2 separate regions of the Homo sapiens genome follow, and region 2 is linked to region 1. Evidence: chromatin loops called from intact Hi-C (ENCODE). Cell type or tissue: heart left ventricle. All regions are shown on one strand. Links, peaks and the distances in the headings refer to the core of each region. The heading gives the core; the rest is flanking DNA. Region 1 overlaps SIK3 (SIK family kinase 3). Region 2 overlaps SIK3 (SIK family kinase 3).

Region 1 (8,335 bases), core at 258-8,257:
TTATAGCCAAGATTATCGATTTAATAGAAGAAAAAGGAGAAAATAAGAAGTCTTCCACTTAGCAGTTAAAAGGACTAGAATCAAGCTTTCCCTGGGAGGTCAGAGGTGGGGATAAGTAAGCTCCCACTCGGGTGTGTTTAGGCTTCCGGTGAGGTCTGCTATGAACTTTAAACAACACGAAGTCCAAACTAGGGAGAGTAACTTAACAGAAGCTGTGAAAGAACTGGCCATCCATCAGAGGTAGAATGCTATGTTTTAAGAGGCCATTTTCTAACAGTACCTGCTCCTCTGACCCCCTATTTCTCTTAACCCAAGGCCTAATTATTCTAATAATATGTTTTAGTTGCTAAACCTTGTCTAATTAAAGAGCTTTGAAGAGACAGCTATTCTTGAGAAACATAAAAATAAACCCTTATGAAGGTTTACCATCAGAAGCTCATTTGGCCAAGCTACCCATTAATTAAAATGCCCAAGAGACATTTGTCTGGCAGTAAATACTAATTACCAGAACACATCAAAGTGCTTCTTAAATGCTGCAGAATGATTAATTTCACAATTTCCAAAATAAGTGATTTCTTTTATTAAGAAAGTCTTTATAAATTTCTAAGTACCTTGTTTTCCTAAAGTGATTGGAAAGTTCTCAAAACTGTTATACGGGCCAGAAGCTGCTGGAATGCAGCCTAGTTCTGTTTTATCTCTACAGTGACACATCAGTTGTCCCTGGACAAATCATTTATCCTGCCAATACCCCCACCTCTTGATCTTCTAAATACAAGTAAACTCTGTTGCATGCTATACCCAAAGAAAGAACAGAATATTTGGGAATAAACGTGTACTCTGATTAAGAGTATCATACGTTAAAACTTTCACTTTCAAAGATGTTGCAAAAGACATTTTTGAAAAGGTCCACTGAATACTATATAGGGAATACTTAAACATCTAGTCAATAGAGCACAAAGTCCTTCAGGATTCTGCAGAGCTTAAAGGTGATTTTCTACACATCGATTGTCACTGTTAATGGTTCTGGTTAAAAGGTAGCTGTAACAGCGCACTGGGTAGTACAGCTTAAACTATAATACTTTCCCCAAAGTTACCTTCAGTACCCCTATAGTTATAGATACAAAGAAGATAAACAAATCACTTTTTTTTTTCCCCTGGACTCTAAATACACTTACGGAACAAATCACTTTTTTTTTTTAAAGTGTTCACATTAGATATTTGCTCCTAGCCATTGTGTTTAGGGTTCAAGTTTTCTTCTCTTTGGGAGCACTGTGCTCTTCACATGCAAGCTCCTTCCAGTGGCTCAATCGCATTCAGACCTCAGCCTCTGCCCTGATTTTTGCCCATCTTATCCCCCCAACCCCTACTCCCATTGGTTTGCTTTCACTGTAAACCTACGAGGTCTAGTGGGTGTGCCAGGAAGCCAGCAGCCTGCAGTGGTTTTCACTCCCTGCTGAAAATCGCCTTTCAGCTGCCTGCTGACAAATAGCTGCTTTATATTCGTATATGCTCTAGAGGCAGGCAGCAAACATTCTTCAAGTTCAAATGTGATATTTAACTTTCAGTGAAGAAATCCAGAGCTGTAGACCAGCCTGGACTTAACACATAGTCACAGCATTTTTACAAATACTGCAGTACTTTCAGAAGGCAAATGAAACCAAATGGCTCCTGAATCCACTCAATACGCAAAGTAAAATGTACGTTGAACCTTGTCAGGATAAACTCCAATTGCAAGGAACTCCAGAGTTGTTCTGCTTCTTCCAGGCAATTCAGTGAACTACCTCTCCTAAATACTGAGACACAAATACTACCCATATCCTCATCCCAATCATCCACACTGCAGCCATGCCCCTAGCTAGAGTCCTGCCCCCTCCCCACCCCCACCAATCTAAACAAACCTCAAGTAGACACCTGCTGCATAAAGTCAAGTCCATCACACTAAGCTTTTTTCACCATCAATCAACTACTTATCTATTTAGTTGCCATTATAGGTCTGGGACAAATTTAAAGTTTTCTTTGACCACAATTTCACTCCAAACATGTACCCAGACAGGGATGAGGTGACTCTCGGTTAAAAGGAAAAAAAATGGTTCTCCTGTTTCAAGTGCTTTTCAAAAGTAAAAAGTAAAACAAAGTAAAAAAAAGTAAAAAGTACTTTTAAATTCTCTTTCTCACTTTCCCATGACCATGACTTGGCATTGGTCTTCTTTAATCTTTTTGGTCTGCCCTTCCTTGCAAAATGAAAAGAAGTAAGTGACACTAAGAGATTTACATACCCGACGAAGAGTAATATTGTTAGAAGTACAGGAAATCGATTTTGAATTTTCTAAAGTATTAGAGCACCAGCACGTAAGTTTGCTTCAGAATTCACTGTTTGTAATTTTGTCCCAATCTTACTCAGGAAGAAAATATCTTGTGGTACATTTAGGTTCTGACCTTTCAAAGAGCAAAAATACACAGAAGCCAGTCTTACCTTCCCTAGGCCAGCTTCAATGGAGTGTCAGAGGTATGCCACTAATGGGATAGTGGTGCGGAGCCAACATTTCTTAAAATAAGTCACTTTTCCACTCTAAACAGACAGTGTCTCCATTTGTCTGCTAAGTCTACAACTCATAGTTGATGCAAAACACTAGCTGAAAATGAACATACCCTGACAGCAGGACAAGCAATAGGCAGAAATACCACATTTCAGTGAAGAATGAACCCAGCCTAGAAAAGGGAAAAGGCAGTATGTGTGCTCATCTTCATCTTAGGTGACTACCTGAAAAAACTTCTGCCAATTCCAAACTAACCACAGCTAGTAGTTCTTTGCTTTGCCACTCAGTTCTATCATTTCTTCTTCCTACACCCATGGAAACGACTTCCTGTTTATCAAACAAACGCTTCTTTCCAAAAAAGCAGGGCGAGGCCAAGATAACTCAGCTCCCCCTAAGCAGGTTAATAAGAGTGCAGTCACTTTAATATCCTATTGTCCTCTAACTCCCAGGCGTGGCTGCCACTGACTAGAGGAAGAGGGTTTGTCATTTTGTCTTTCTTGCCAAGAATCCAACTACCTCTTACCGGGCTTCTTGACTTGTTGCTGCTTCTTGTTACTATCTCTTTTCTTTGCTCCTCCATTGACCAGGCCAAAAACTTTTATGGCATCTTTCATTCTTCTCTTTCTCTCACACCCTGCATCCTATCCATCAGCAAATTCTATTAACTCTACGTTCAAATCATATTCAGAATCCAACTATTTCTCACCCCTGCCTTCACTCCACTCTAGTGCCACCAGCCTCATTTAACAGCAACTACCTCACTCCTAGATTTCTGCAATAACCTCCTAGGATTACTCCTCAAAAGAGCAGCCAAGGTAGTAATCTTTTTTTAAAAACTTTTTATTTTGAGATAATTATAGATTCACAGGAAGTTGCAAAGACAGTGCAGAGAGGTCCCGTGTACCCTTCGCCCAGTTTCCGCCAATGGTTAAATCTTATATAATTATAGAACGATATCAAAACCCAGAATTTGACATGGGTACAATGCGTATGTATAGTTCTATGTCACTTTATCACATGTGTAGATTTGTGGAACAACAACTGCAATTACTACAATAGCAATTACAACTATTCGGACTCAGTCATTACTGAGTACTCTCACATATATGCCTGCATGTGTAAACGGATCTTGCCTTTCCCCTGTTCAATTTTTTGTATCAAAAAAAGATACAAAAATATTTCACCACCACAAAGATCTCCGTTGCACTACCCCTACACAGTCATGCTTGTTCCTCTATGCCCCACCATCCCTAACTCCTAGAAACCACTAATCTGTTTCCCATTTATGTAATTTCATCATTTTAAGAACACTATATAAACAGAATCATACAGTCGGCGACCTTTTGAGATTGGCTTTTTTATTTTCTTGTTTTTGTTTGTTTGTTTTTTGAGAAAGAGTCATTCAAGCTGGACTGCAGTGGCAAGATCACGGCTCACTGCAGCCTTGACCTCCTCCCACCTCAGCCTCCCAAGCAGCTAGGACTACAAGCATCTGCCACCATGCCTAGCTAATTATTTAGAGGTAGGGTTTCACCAAGTTGACCAAGCTGGTCTCAAACTCATGGGCTCAAGTGATATTCCTGCCTAGGCCTTCCAAAGTGTTGGGATTACAGGCATAAACCACCATGACTGGCCTGATATTTTTAGTCACCATAATGTCCTTAAGATCCATCCAAGTTGATGTGTCTATTAACCTTGCTCCTTTTTTTTTTTTTTTTCTTTTTTGAGGCAGAGTCTCACTGTCACCCAGGATGGAGTGCAGTGGTGCAATCTTGGCTCACTGCAACCTCCACCTCCTGGGTTCAAGTGATTCTCCTGCCTCAGCCTCCCAAGTAGCTGGGACTACAGGCGTGCGCCACCACACCCGGCTAATTTTTGCATTTTTAGTAGAGACAGGGTTTCACCATATTGGCCAGGCTGGTCTCAAACTCCTGACCTCGTGCTCCACCCGCCTCAGCCCCCCAAAGTGCTGGGATTACAGGCGTGAGCCACTGCACCTGGCCCCATTTGCTCCTTTTTACTGCTGAGTAGTACAGCATGGAATAGATGTACAAGAGTTTCCTTATCCATTCACCTACTGAAGGACATTTTGGTTGTTTCCAGTTCTTAGCTATTACAAAGAAAGCTGCTATCAACAATTAAACAATTGTGTATAGAATTTTATATGAATATAAGTTTGCATTTTCTCTTTTCTTCCTTCCTCTCTCTCTCTCTCTCTCTCAAGAGACAAGGTCTTGCTGTGTTGCCCATGTTGGAGTGCAGTGGCCCAATCATGGCTCATTGTAGCCTCAAACTCCTACACTCAAACAATTAAGTCTGCATTTCTATGTAGCAGGGTAATTCTCTTAAATCTTAAATAAGATCACATCATTTTTTTCTGTCAAAACCTCCGGATGGGTTCCCAGCTCATGACCTTTGACCTTACCTTCTTTCACTGGCTCTTTTGTTCTACTATAATCACATATGCCACCTTGCTATTTCTCAAACACAGCAGAAATACTCCTGCCACAGGGCCTTTGTTCTTTCTATTCTTTCTACTTGGAATGCTCCTCCCCAAATAGCTGCATGATCTTTTACAAAAGTATAACCTTCTCAGAGAGGTCTTTCCTATCTCTATTGTCAGCTTACCTCCTGATATTTCAATTTCATATTCACTTCCCCTACGCACTTTATCATTTTCTAACAAATGACACATTCTACCCTACTTAGTTGGTGTACTATCTGTCTTCTCCACTAGAAAACAAGCTCCATGAGGGCAGGCATTCTTGCCATTTTGTTCAATACTGTGTCTAGTACAATGAACGGTATCTGACGCATATTAAGCACTTAATAAGTATTTATTAAAAGAACAAAAGATGATTGAATACATTCCTATCCCTGTTTATTAAAACTATTTCCTGAACCTTAGATTTTATTAGCAAAATGAATGCTAAATGCTATTGCTCACCTCAATGAATTCAAGAGTCTTCCCAACTAATCTAAAAAGGCACACTAACATATATGACCTGTCTTCATATATCCAAGTCTGTACTTGGCATACAAGCAAAAAGTATACTAAATTTTCTTCTGTCTCTTCCAAATAAACTAAACTTTTTCCCTGAGAGTTTTGAGACAACACAATTTCTTCGTGAAACACATTATCACAGGATATGCTTTAGTTTTGAAAATGTGGAACTAGAACTATTTTTTTCTATGCCTCCTTATTACACATAAAATAGTACTCTGCCTATGATGGATACTTAATAATTATAGATTAGGCCAGGCATGGTGGTTCACACCTATAATCCCCGCACTTAAAGACCAGCCTGAACAGCAAAGCAAGACCCCATTGCTACAAAAAATTTAAAAATCAGCCAGGCATAGGCCGGGCGCGGTGGCTCACCTCTATAATCCCAGCACTTTGGGAGGCAGAGGTAGGTGGATTACCTGAGGTCAGGAGTTCAAGACCAGCCTGGCCAACATGGTGAAACCTCATTTCTACTCAAAATACAAAAAAAAAATTAGCCGGGTGTGGTGGCGCATGCCTATAGTCCCAGCTATTCGGGAGGCTGAGGCAGGAGAATCGCTTGAACCTGGAAAGCAGAGTTTGCAGTAAGCCGAGATCGTGCCACTGCACTCCAGCCTGGGCGACAGAGTGAGACCCAGTCTCAGAAAACAAACAAACAAAATCAGCCAGGCATGGTGGTATGCACCTGGTAATCTGTTGAGAGGCTGAGGCAGGAGGATCACTTGAACCCAGGAGTTCGAGGCTGCAGTGAGCTATGAGCATGCCACTGCACTCCAGCCTGGGCAACAGGGCAAGACCCTATCTTTAAACTATTATTAATAATGATAAATTATTATTAATTATATTGATTATTAATACTTATTAATTTATTATTATAAATTAACTCAAGGAATACCAATGAGAGAAGAGACTATAAGCTTTTACAAAAACACTTTTTTTACTCTTCATTTTGCTATTAAACAAGGTTTGTAAACTACACACTTTTTAAGTTGTCTTCATAAAAAACATGCCATCCTTTTCATATCAAGTCCATTCACAGTAATGTATAAGGAAGGATTTGTTTTCTTATGGCTTCTTAAAAAGTATTTCTAGACTAAGCATAAACCCAGGTAGGCTTTGAAATAGAATCTCATATATTACAAAAGGCCTTTCAAAAATGTTATTCAAGTTTTCTCATATAGTACCAATGTTTCTCATGCTACACCAAGGTATTAGCAATACTTGGTTTGCTAATCCTGTAACAGAGGTTCTAATCAGATCCTAGTATAACCTGCATGCTCCAAGTCAACAGAGGTACCTTTCGATTTGTTAAAATATTGACTATCAAAATGTTGCAATCCTAGCTCTAACTAGTCTTCCAAAGGGAACAGCTCAAGTACATGTCTCCAGGGAATTTTATGTAGCATGAGATGGTAACTAATGCCAATACATAAGGCTAATGGCTTCCAAATTCACTGTTTCTAGTCATCTAACCTCCTGAGCTCCAAACTCCTGTTTTCAAATGTCTACTGAAAAACTTCATCTAGGTATCATAAATATATCTAAATTTAGGCCAGGTGTGGTGGCTCACACCTGTGATCCCAGCACACTGGGAGGCCAAGAAGGGAGGATCACTTGAGTCCAGGAGTTCAAGATCAGCCTGGGCAACATAGTGAGATCCCATCTTTATTTTTATAATTTAAAAAAATTTGAAAGATATCTAAATTTAACATGGACCAAACTGAACTAGCGTTCTCTTTGTTTGTTTGCATTTTTGAGACAGAGACTCACTTTGTCATCCAGGCTGAAGCGGGGTGGTGTGATCTCGGCTCATCACAACCTCTGCCTCCCAGGTTCAAGTGATTCTCCTATCTCAGCCTCCCAAGTCACTGGGACAACAGGTGCCACCATGCCCAGCTAATTTTTGTATTTTTAATAGAGACGGAGTTTCACCATGTTGGTCAGGCTGGTCTCAAACTCTTTACCTCAAGTAATGCACCTACCTCAGCCTCCCAAAGTTCTGGGATTACAGGCGTGAGCCACAGCACCTGGCCTGAACTAACGTTCTCTTTATCTTCCTGCTGTAACCTAGTTCTCCTCCTGAATCCCTATTACCATCATCTAGATGTCCATGAAAGAAACTTTGGAATCATCTTCAACTCCTCTTTCTTCCTCACTCTTAACATCCAATTACTTACAAAATACGCTAAATTTTCGACTTACATTTAAAGAGTATGCCTCCTCTTCTCTATCCTTCAGGTTTCCCTTTCTGCCCATCATCCTTTACATTGTTACCAGTTATTCTAACACATTTCTTTGGTCGTGTCATTCATTTAACTTAGAACTTTTCAACAAAATCTCACAGCCTACAATATATAGTTCTAATTCATAAACATAGTTCACCTGCATGTGTACTTGCTGTTTCACCAACATGCTGTACACTTTGCTCAGGGTTTTACTTCTTGCTGGAATGCCTGTCTCCTATTCTCATCCCCATCCCCAGCTGAACTTTGGAATTCAAGGTTATCCTTTAAAGTCCAGCTTAAAGGTCATTTCTCTGAAGCTAACCCTAACCTACTCACCCGCCCTAGAAAAACTGCTCCATAATTTGTGTCTAATGACATTTAATCTATCTGCCTCTATGACATCAGCAAACAATTATATTACAGTAATTTCTTATCTTGTGTGTCTTCCCTCCTAGCCCATGGATTTTTGGTCCATGGATGGGTTTATATCCATGAAGCACTGCAAGACGTAGAAAAATATGTAGAGTGTGTTTCTGTTTGTGTAGGAAGGAAGGGAAAATACAAAT
Region 2 (8,335 bases), core at 169-8,168, 58 kb after region 1:
TACTCAAACTGCCAGTATTCTGACATCAGTAAACAAGATCCTTGGGGCAGAGGTATGGAAAAGAATAAACAGGTACTAGGAGAATGCCCTCTTAACACAACCTGCTTTCATGGAACTCACCACATGAAATCCATGTGGTAGGAAAAAATTTACTTGAGATGCAAATATTTATAAAAACTACGCTTTAGATAAAGACCATCTATTTTTAGGAGAGAAAATATGCAATAAAACTAGCACAGCAACAAACTAAAACACAGGGGGAGGAGGTAGTAGTAAACCACGTCCACCAGAATAAGAAACTATACTTTTGACTGTATTTTTAAACTGAAATATTCACTCTTTACCTCAAACTGTTGAAGAATCATTATGCAGAGAACACGGTAAGTTGAAACACATGCAAATACATGTGAACAAAGCTGTTTGGTTGTATTCACAGAACTTATGTGTGGTTTGGATGGTACAACTAGCACTAACTTCATGAGGTATGTAAAGGACGTTACCTCGACACAGCACCACGTACTGTGAGAAGTAGAAAGATCTTTGGAAATTTCTTATTCTAACCTAACCCCTTTGTTTCACAGATGATGAAACTAAAGCAAAGAGGGAGCAAGCAAAGCCTAAGTACAAAATAAAGAGATCCTGGTGCAGAAAAATGCAGTAACGCCTGTAATCTCAGCACTTTGGGAGGCCAAGGCAGGTGGATCACAAGGAGATTGAGACCATCCTGGCTAACACCATGAAACCCCGTCTCTACTAAAACTACAAAAAATTAGCCGGCACGGTGGCAGGCGCCTGTAGTCCCAGCTACTAGGGAGGCTAAGGCAGGAGAATGGCGTGAACCCGGGAGGCGGAGCTTGCAGTGAGCCGAGATGGCGCCACTGCACTCCAGCCCGGGCAACAGAGCGAGACTCTGACTCAAAAAAAAAGAAAAAAAGAAAAATGAAGTAACTTTCTAATGATAATTTTTAAAAGAACACATTCAGAATAGCCACAAAGTATCAGAAGAAACATTATAAGAGAAAAAACATTGGCCCAGCCAGTGGTGCTCACACCTATAATCCCAGCACTTTGGGATGCCGAGGCAGGTGAATTGCTTGAGCTCAGGAGTTTGAGACCAGCCTAGGCAACACAGCAAGACCCCATCTCTACAATAATAATAATTTAAAAATTAAAAAATTAGCCAAGCATATTAATGTGCACCTGTGGTCCCAGCTACTTGGGAGGCTGAGGTGGAAGGATTGCTTGAGTCTTTGGGGTTGAGCCTTCAGTGAGCCATGATCATGCCACTGCACTCCAGCCTAGGTAACAAAGCAAGACTCTTTCTCAATAAATAAATAATATATATATTACATATATATGTATAAATATAAATGTGTGAGAGTTTTATGGAGAGGAGTACAAAACTTCACTGAAAAATCTAAAAGAAGACAACATATGCCCTGTACATCAATGAACCTAAATACTGGAAGAAAAAACAAAACAAAACAAAAAAAAACCCTCAAGTCTCCCTTTCTGTCCCTACATAATCCACACTCTAGTCTGTCTCCCAAATAAGACTACAATAAGTAAAGGAGTATTCTCCTGTATTTGGTGGTAATAATGGCAAGAGAACACAGATGGAAAAAAACATGAGGATAAACCAGGAAAACATGTCTTACCCAAGCAGTTTAAACTTTAAATGCAGCTTTCTAGTCTATGATGCCCAGCCAGCAGCACCTTTCCTTCCACTTTTTTTTTTCCCCGCATGTTCGAATGTCTCTCAGATGATATGTGTTTCCAAGCAGTTCTCTATTCGCTTTTTAAATCAGTAAGGTCTTTTAAAATGCAAAGTCAACTTTGGAAACAATGTGGGCCAGCCAGAAACTAATTTAACATTGTAACTTTATAGCTCACCATACACTTATTTAAGGTCTGCACAACCTTGCAATTTAGTACTCTGCCACTCTGCCTCTTGAAAATAAGCAAAATGTTGCTGGCTCAACACAATAGAAACTATCGTTCTAAATCCCAAGAGCAAACAAGTAGAACCAGGTCAGTCCTCTGAGACCTCCAGTACCAAAAAGATACAGTATCAGTAAAATCCTAATAAAAATTATAAATTGAAACTAAAGGCAACCCAAGTTTTTTTTTTTCAATTAGTATACTAGAAGTAAAGAAGGGATTGGAAAAATTAAAATGAAAAATTAGACTTGACTGTGAGTTCCTATTACTGTGAGTAGTTACTGTGAATACCCTGACTGGGAGTTCCTATGACTTCCCACTACTGTGGACTTCCAAATTAAAAATATCAGGCAGATTTTGACACATGAAGTAAGATGTGGTTGGGCAATTAACAAGAGTAAATTTTTAAGTTAAGCAGATAGTTTCTGAAAGTTTAACTTGAAAAGGTAACTAAAAACACACATAGGATTTTAGGTTCAAACACTACTACAAACTGGGAAGTAAAAGCAATTGAAATTTCAAGTCTAATAGAACAATTTCTGTGTCTCAATCTTTTATTATATAGGATCCAAGGCAGCTGAAATTTAAATTTCAGTCTGAAAACAGTGGCAAAAGACCTTTTCTTCTCACTCAGAAAAAAATAAGCTTGGAACAGTAGACCTTCTGTGAGAAGGCAGCAGGCCATTCTGTATTTCAGCGGGGTCGTCATATAAAGAAAAGGCTATGACTGAACACATGAACTATGCAACTTCTTGGCAGCAATACATGTACTTACCAATACCAATCACTGTTGTGATCCCGCCTAGCCAACTACCAGCAAGTCTGCACTAAGTCTACAATTCAAAGGTGAGAACTTTCCTGAATAAAACCACTGTGGAGGCCAAGAGTGTCTAGACCTGAGGAGGAGTAGACCTGCCAACATCAGAGCACTCCCCAGTTCAAAGAATGAACTTCTTTTTCCCTTTGAGAGATAGAGATAATGCTGTGAATGGGGCCAAAGGTCAGGAGGCTTACCAAAACTGGGTATAACCTACATACATTAACGAGTCAAGCAACAAATCTGAACTCAGAATACGTGGTCTAATACCTTAGTATAACAGTGCAAATTACTTTATTGGCAGTATATTGAAAGTAAATTTTTTAAAAAAAGAAAACATTAATAGGCCACTACTCACTCGATCACTCTTCCCAGACACAAGTATCTCCAACCAGACAGCAATAACTTCCACATTCGTACCTCCAGGCTTCGTATTTCCAACAGCCACCTCCACAGTATTACCTTTGTGTCCTTGGGTACCTTAAACTCAACCCATCTACAACTAAACTGATTATATTTTCTTCTCCTACCAAACCTCCTCTTCCACACTGAATTCCCTTGTCACCTAAAAGCACTGTTTGGACAAACCAATAACTTCCTAATTAATCTACTTAACAAGGTCTCCTCCCCTCCACCTCCCAAAATCATTAATCCTTCACATTCCATTAATTTTCTTCTACAATGAAAGCTGTTACCACAAAATAATCACTACTATTTTTCAGCTACATTTACAGTGTGTCAAGAGCTGTGCTTTACATATTATCCCGTTCAATCAAATCCTCACAACAGTTCTTTCAGGTAGGCATTATTATGCTTGTTTTACAAATGAATTAAACCAAAGTTTAAGGCTCATCCAAGGTCAGAGAGAGAGCTGGTTAGTGGGAGACTAAGGATTTAATATCAGGCACTCTTTTAACCAATATAAAAGTAACCTGCCTTGGCTGGTCATGGTGGCTCATGCCTGTAACCCCAGCACTTTGGGAGGCCAAGGTGGGCGGATCCAAGGTGGCCAGGAGTTTGAGACCAGCTGGCCAACATGGCAAAACCCCGTCTCTATCAAAAATACAAAAATTAACCAGGCATGGTGGCACACGCCCGTAATCTCACCTACAAGGGAGGCTGAGGCATGAGAATCACTTGAACCCGGGAGGCGAAGGTTGCAGTGAGTCGAGATCATGCCACTGCGCTCCAGTATGGGCAATAGAGCAAGGCGCTGTCTCAAAACAAACAAAAACCCCTGCCTCATTAGAGAATGCTTTCTAAAAATTGAGGGAAGGGAGAGAAACAGGTATAATTTGAACACTCTAATAACTAAGTTACAAATTCATTATTTAACATATAGTTTCAGTCAAGAAGTACAAATAATTCTATACTATTAGAGATACTCTCAAAATACTGATCTGATCTAAAAGGTCTAACCAACCTATTACTTAAATGATAAAGTAAGTGAAACTATTTCACAATCGGCCTTCAACCTATCTTTCAACTAGATTTTCCAATATTCCCAGCCACTTTCCCCTCCTATCCCCATACTTTTTGGTACAAACCACTATACACAGCTAGTAAGGCCCATTCAATCTCCTATCACCAGGTCTATGGCAAATTTTTTCAATGCAGCCTTCTCTGACATCTTCAGGCAAAATTAACTCCTCCTTCCTCTTGCTTTTATGGCAGGTTTTTCATTTCTAACTCATAGCATACATATCTATATACATATACACCCATACACGTATATCACTAAATTTATTACAGACACCAAAAAAGGGGGTAAATCTTGTCTTTCTACGTATTTAGACATACATACAAAAAACTCGTGGCCGGGCATGGTGGCTCATACCTGGAATCTCAGCACTTTCGGAGGCCAAAGCGGGCAGAACACTTGAGGTCAGGAGTTCGAGACCAGCTTGGCCAACATGGTGAAACCTCATTTTTACTAAAAATACAAAAAATTAGCCAGGCGTGGTGGTGGGCGCCTATAATCCCAGCTACTCAGGAGGCTGAGGCAAGAGAATTGCTTGAACCCAGGAGGTGGAGGCTGCAGTGAGCTAAGATCCTACCAATGCACTCCAGCCTGGGCAACAGAGCAAGACCCCCCCCCCCAAAAAAAAACACCTCATATATTTGTGTGCATTTACAGGGAAAGGCATTTATATAGCAATTCTTACTATTTCTGATTCTATTGTTTCCTTTCTTATCCACTCCTTACCTATATCCCATACACTCTACAGCATTAAAAAAACAAAATTACATTGAGGCCAAAGTAAAATACTTCCAAATGTAAAAATAAATGATATGGCAATTAGCACTACTGTTAGGATGGACCATGCAGCACCCAATACATATTAATTGTACAATCTGTTTCATTTGTATACAGAGAAGCAGGGCTTTTCACTGTGCTTTACCCAGCAGAAATGGTTGTCTTTGCCTAGGATGCTAAAGGATCAAGGAATTGGAATTCAAAAAGTTATCACTAGGTCAGGAGCAGTAGCTCATGACTATAATAATCCCAGCACCTCGGGGAGCCAAGGCAGGAGGACTCTTGAGCCCAAAAGTTCAAGACCAGCCTAGGCAACATGGAGGGACCTCATCTCTACAGAAAAATTTAAAAATTAGCCAGACATAGTGCCATGCACCTGTAGTCCCAGCTATTTGGGAGGCTGAGGTGGGAGGGTCACTTAAGTCCAGGAGATAGAGGCTGCAGTGAGCCGTGATCATGCCACTGCTCTCCAGCCTGGGTGACAGAGTGAGATTCTGTCTCAAAAAAGTATCTCTAAAGGACCAAATGTGAACAACAACTAAACAGATTTTTATTTTATTTTATTTCTACTTTTATTTTTATTTTAATAAACAGAGTCTCACTATGTTGCCCAGATGGGTCTCAAACTCCTGGCCTGAGGTGATCCTCCCACATCAGCCTCCCAAAGTGGTGGGATTACTGGCATGAGCCACTGCACTCACCCAAAAGCTAGATTTTTAAAACTTTAAAAACCCCTCCCCACAGTAACAGAAATGCTTTTAACAGACACAACTGATTTTTTAAAAAAATAAATCACAGCATAACCATCTAGAAACGCAACTATGCCCACCATTTTCAGACTGTTTTTTCCTATACAACACCTTACATTCCTAAAATAGCTTAATTATGGAATTCCTGGTTTAAATGGACAACAATTTCTTTATTATTGTTTAACTTTAAAAAAGAAAACCAACCTAGAAACAACAGAATAAATTTAGCCTTATATGGATGAAACCCTGTTATAACTGACCTAAAAATACAGGTTACTTAGCTTCTAAAAATGATTTTTTTTCTTCCCATCCTTCTAATATATTCTAAAAAGTATAGAGGAGCAGATATTTAGGAAAACATGTATATTCCTTTAGTGCAATCCTAAAGCAGCAATGAAAAAACAACTTGAGTAATGGGAGGGGTAGTGGAGAGGAAGAGGGGCTGAACAGACGTCAGCAGGGTGCAAGGGGAGGATGGGTTGCCTAGGAAACCAAACAGTAAAGAATGAGCGGAAAAATCATTAGCTGAAAAACCTCTGAAATGCTTTTACAAGAGCTCAATCCTTCATCCCAAAAGATGTACAGCAAAGAGACCAATTGTCACAAATGACAAAGGGAACTTACAGCGTGACAGCCAAGCAAGTGCCTTTTCCGAACTGTGTGGCACACAGACATCAGGAGGAGCAACCATGAGTGAGTTACACATCCGTGACGAAACAGACATGTGTTTGTGTGCATGTATTCTTTCAGAGAGCTTTTGTTGGCTTAGCATTTAAACAGGTATAAACAGTATATTTAAACAAGTATAAATATAAAAAACCATTCCTATTTATGATACAACTAGGGTAAAGAAAATCAAACTTCAACAAATTTATGAAATTAGCTAGCCTCCCTTCTCCAGCCTTAAAATCTATTTAAAGTTGTTTTGATTTTTCAGTTATTGAATTACAAAGTGTTATTTGTAAGTAACCAGTAACTGTTTTTGAAGAGTCTGAAATGGACAAACCTCTTTGAAGTCTCCAAGCCAAACCTTTGTCCTAAGATCACTAAGCCACATTGTAGGTAAGGAGATAGGGAATTAGCAAGGAAAAAAATACATCGAAGGAAAGAATGTTAATCTTCCTTTCTCTGAAAAACACTTTAGAGCATAGTGGTTAAGATTCTGGTTCCTGGAGCCACACTGACTGCTCTACTCCTTCCTCGTTTTGTGACCCTAAGAAAGGTGCTTGCCCTTGCTGGGTATCAGCATTCTCACTTGTTACGGTGAGGATTATAACAATATCAAACTCACAGGGCAGTTGCCAGGTTTAGATGAAATAATGATTCATGACAAAAAGTGCTTGGTGGTAAGGATTCAATAAATGATCACGAAATCCCTTTGGGATTAGCTAATTAATCTCCTCATCTTGACCACAATCATATGTACTATAAGCCATCACTGTCGGACTAAACTGCGACAAACACTCCTGTTACAGAGCACCAGGAATCTACGTTTACTCACACCAAACTAAAACATACGGGTTCAGCTTTTAAGGCTCTCTAAAAGTTTTCCCCACGCTACCTATACAATTATTAATACCAACCCCAAAACAATCTGTTTTTGTCCTGCTATTCTTCATTCCTCAAACAAAACAGCCCCAAATTTTTGTGTCCACCTCTGCAGCAAGCTCAGTTTAAAAGTCCCGTTTTCCAGGCACTTCTCACCTCTACTTTCACTCCTTTTTTTTTCTTTTTTTCTTTAAGACAGAGTCTCAGGCCGGGCATGGTGGCTCACGCCTGTAATCCCAGCACTTGGGAGGCTGAGGTAGGTATGTCACCTGAGGTCAGGAGTTTGAGACCAGCCTGGGCAACATAGTGAAACCTTGTCTCTACAAAAATACAAAAATTAGCTGGGCATGATGGCGCATGCCCGTAATCCCAGCTACTCAGGAGGCTGAGGCAGGAGAATCGCTTGAACCCAGGAGGTGGAGGTTGCAGTGAGCCAAGATCGCACCATTGCACTCCAGCCTAGGCGACAGAGCAAGACTCCGTCTCAAAAAAAAAAAAAAAAAGACAGGGTCTCACTCTGTCACCCAGGCTGGAGTGCAGTGGCGTGATCTTGGCTCATTGCAACCTCCACCTCCCAGGCTCAGGAGATCCTCCCGCCTCAGCCTCCCGAGTAGCTAGGACTACAGGTGTGCACCATCACACCCAGCTAATTTTTGTATTTTTGTAGAGACAAGGTTTCACTATGTTGCCCAGGCTGGTCCCAAACTCCTGCGCTCAAGGCATCCACCCACCTCAACCCTCCCAAAGTGCTGGGATTACAGGTATGAGCCGCCACACCCGGCTCACCCTACTTCCTACCTGTGCAGATCTTATCTACTATTCTAGATACACTTCAGATGTTTTGGAAGTCCCCAATATTCTAATCGTCTAGTGATTGCTCTTAATCCTCTCAACAACCTGGCTCCTAAGAATAAATTTATATATCATCTATTTTGTCTGTTAGCTCTAACTCTACAATAATTATCTTCTTCAGGGGAGGAATGGCATCTTCCCTGAAAAATCATCCACAGTATCTAGCAAAGT

What was found. A loop is a pair of places that touch in the nucleus more often than their neighbours do. Peaks named below come from ENCODE experiments on the same cell type or tissue, not always from the same donor. Only the 100,000 strongest peaks of a DNase experiment are listed, where the experiment ranks them.
Region 2: a loop joins it to region 1, with 2.0 times the contacts of the local background. A loop is called at or near these places in 6 of 110 quality-filtered maps.

What each region holds. Positions count from the first base shown.
Region 1 is chr11:116,928,899-116,937,233 of GRCh38, forward strand. All of the region lies in intron 3 of SIK3 (SIK family kinase 3), which reads right to left. Among named protein-coding and RNA genes, the nearest start is that of APOA1, 95 kb to the left of the region's middle. In heart left ventricle, for the core only: no CTCF peak of the experiment used is centred there; no DNase peak of the experiment used is centred there; H3K4me3 peaks cover 1,285 bases; H3K27ac peaks cover 3,215 bases.
Region 2 is chr11:116,987,469-116,995,803 of GRCh38, forward strand. All of the region lies in intron 1 of SIK3 (SIK family kinase 3), which reads right to left. Among named protein-coding and RNA genes, the nearest start is that of SIK3, 110 kb to the right of the region's middle. In heart left ventricle, for the core only: no CTCF peak of the experiment used is centred there; no DNase peak of the experiment used is centred there; H3K27ac peaks cover 1,362 bases.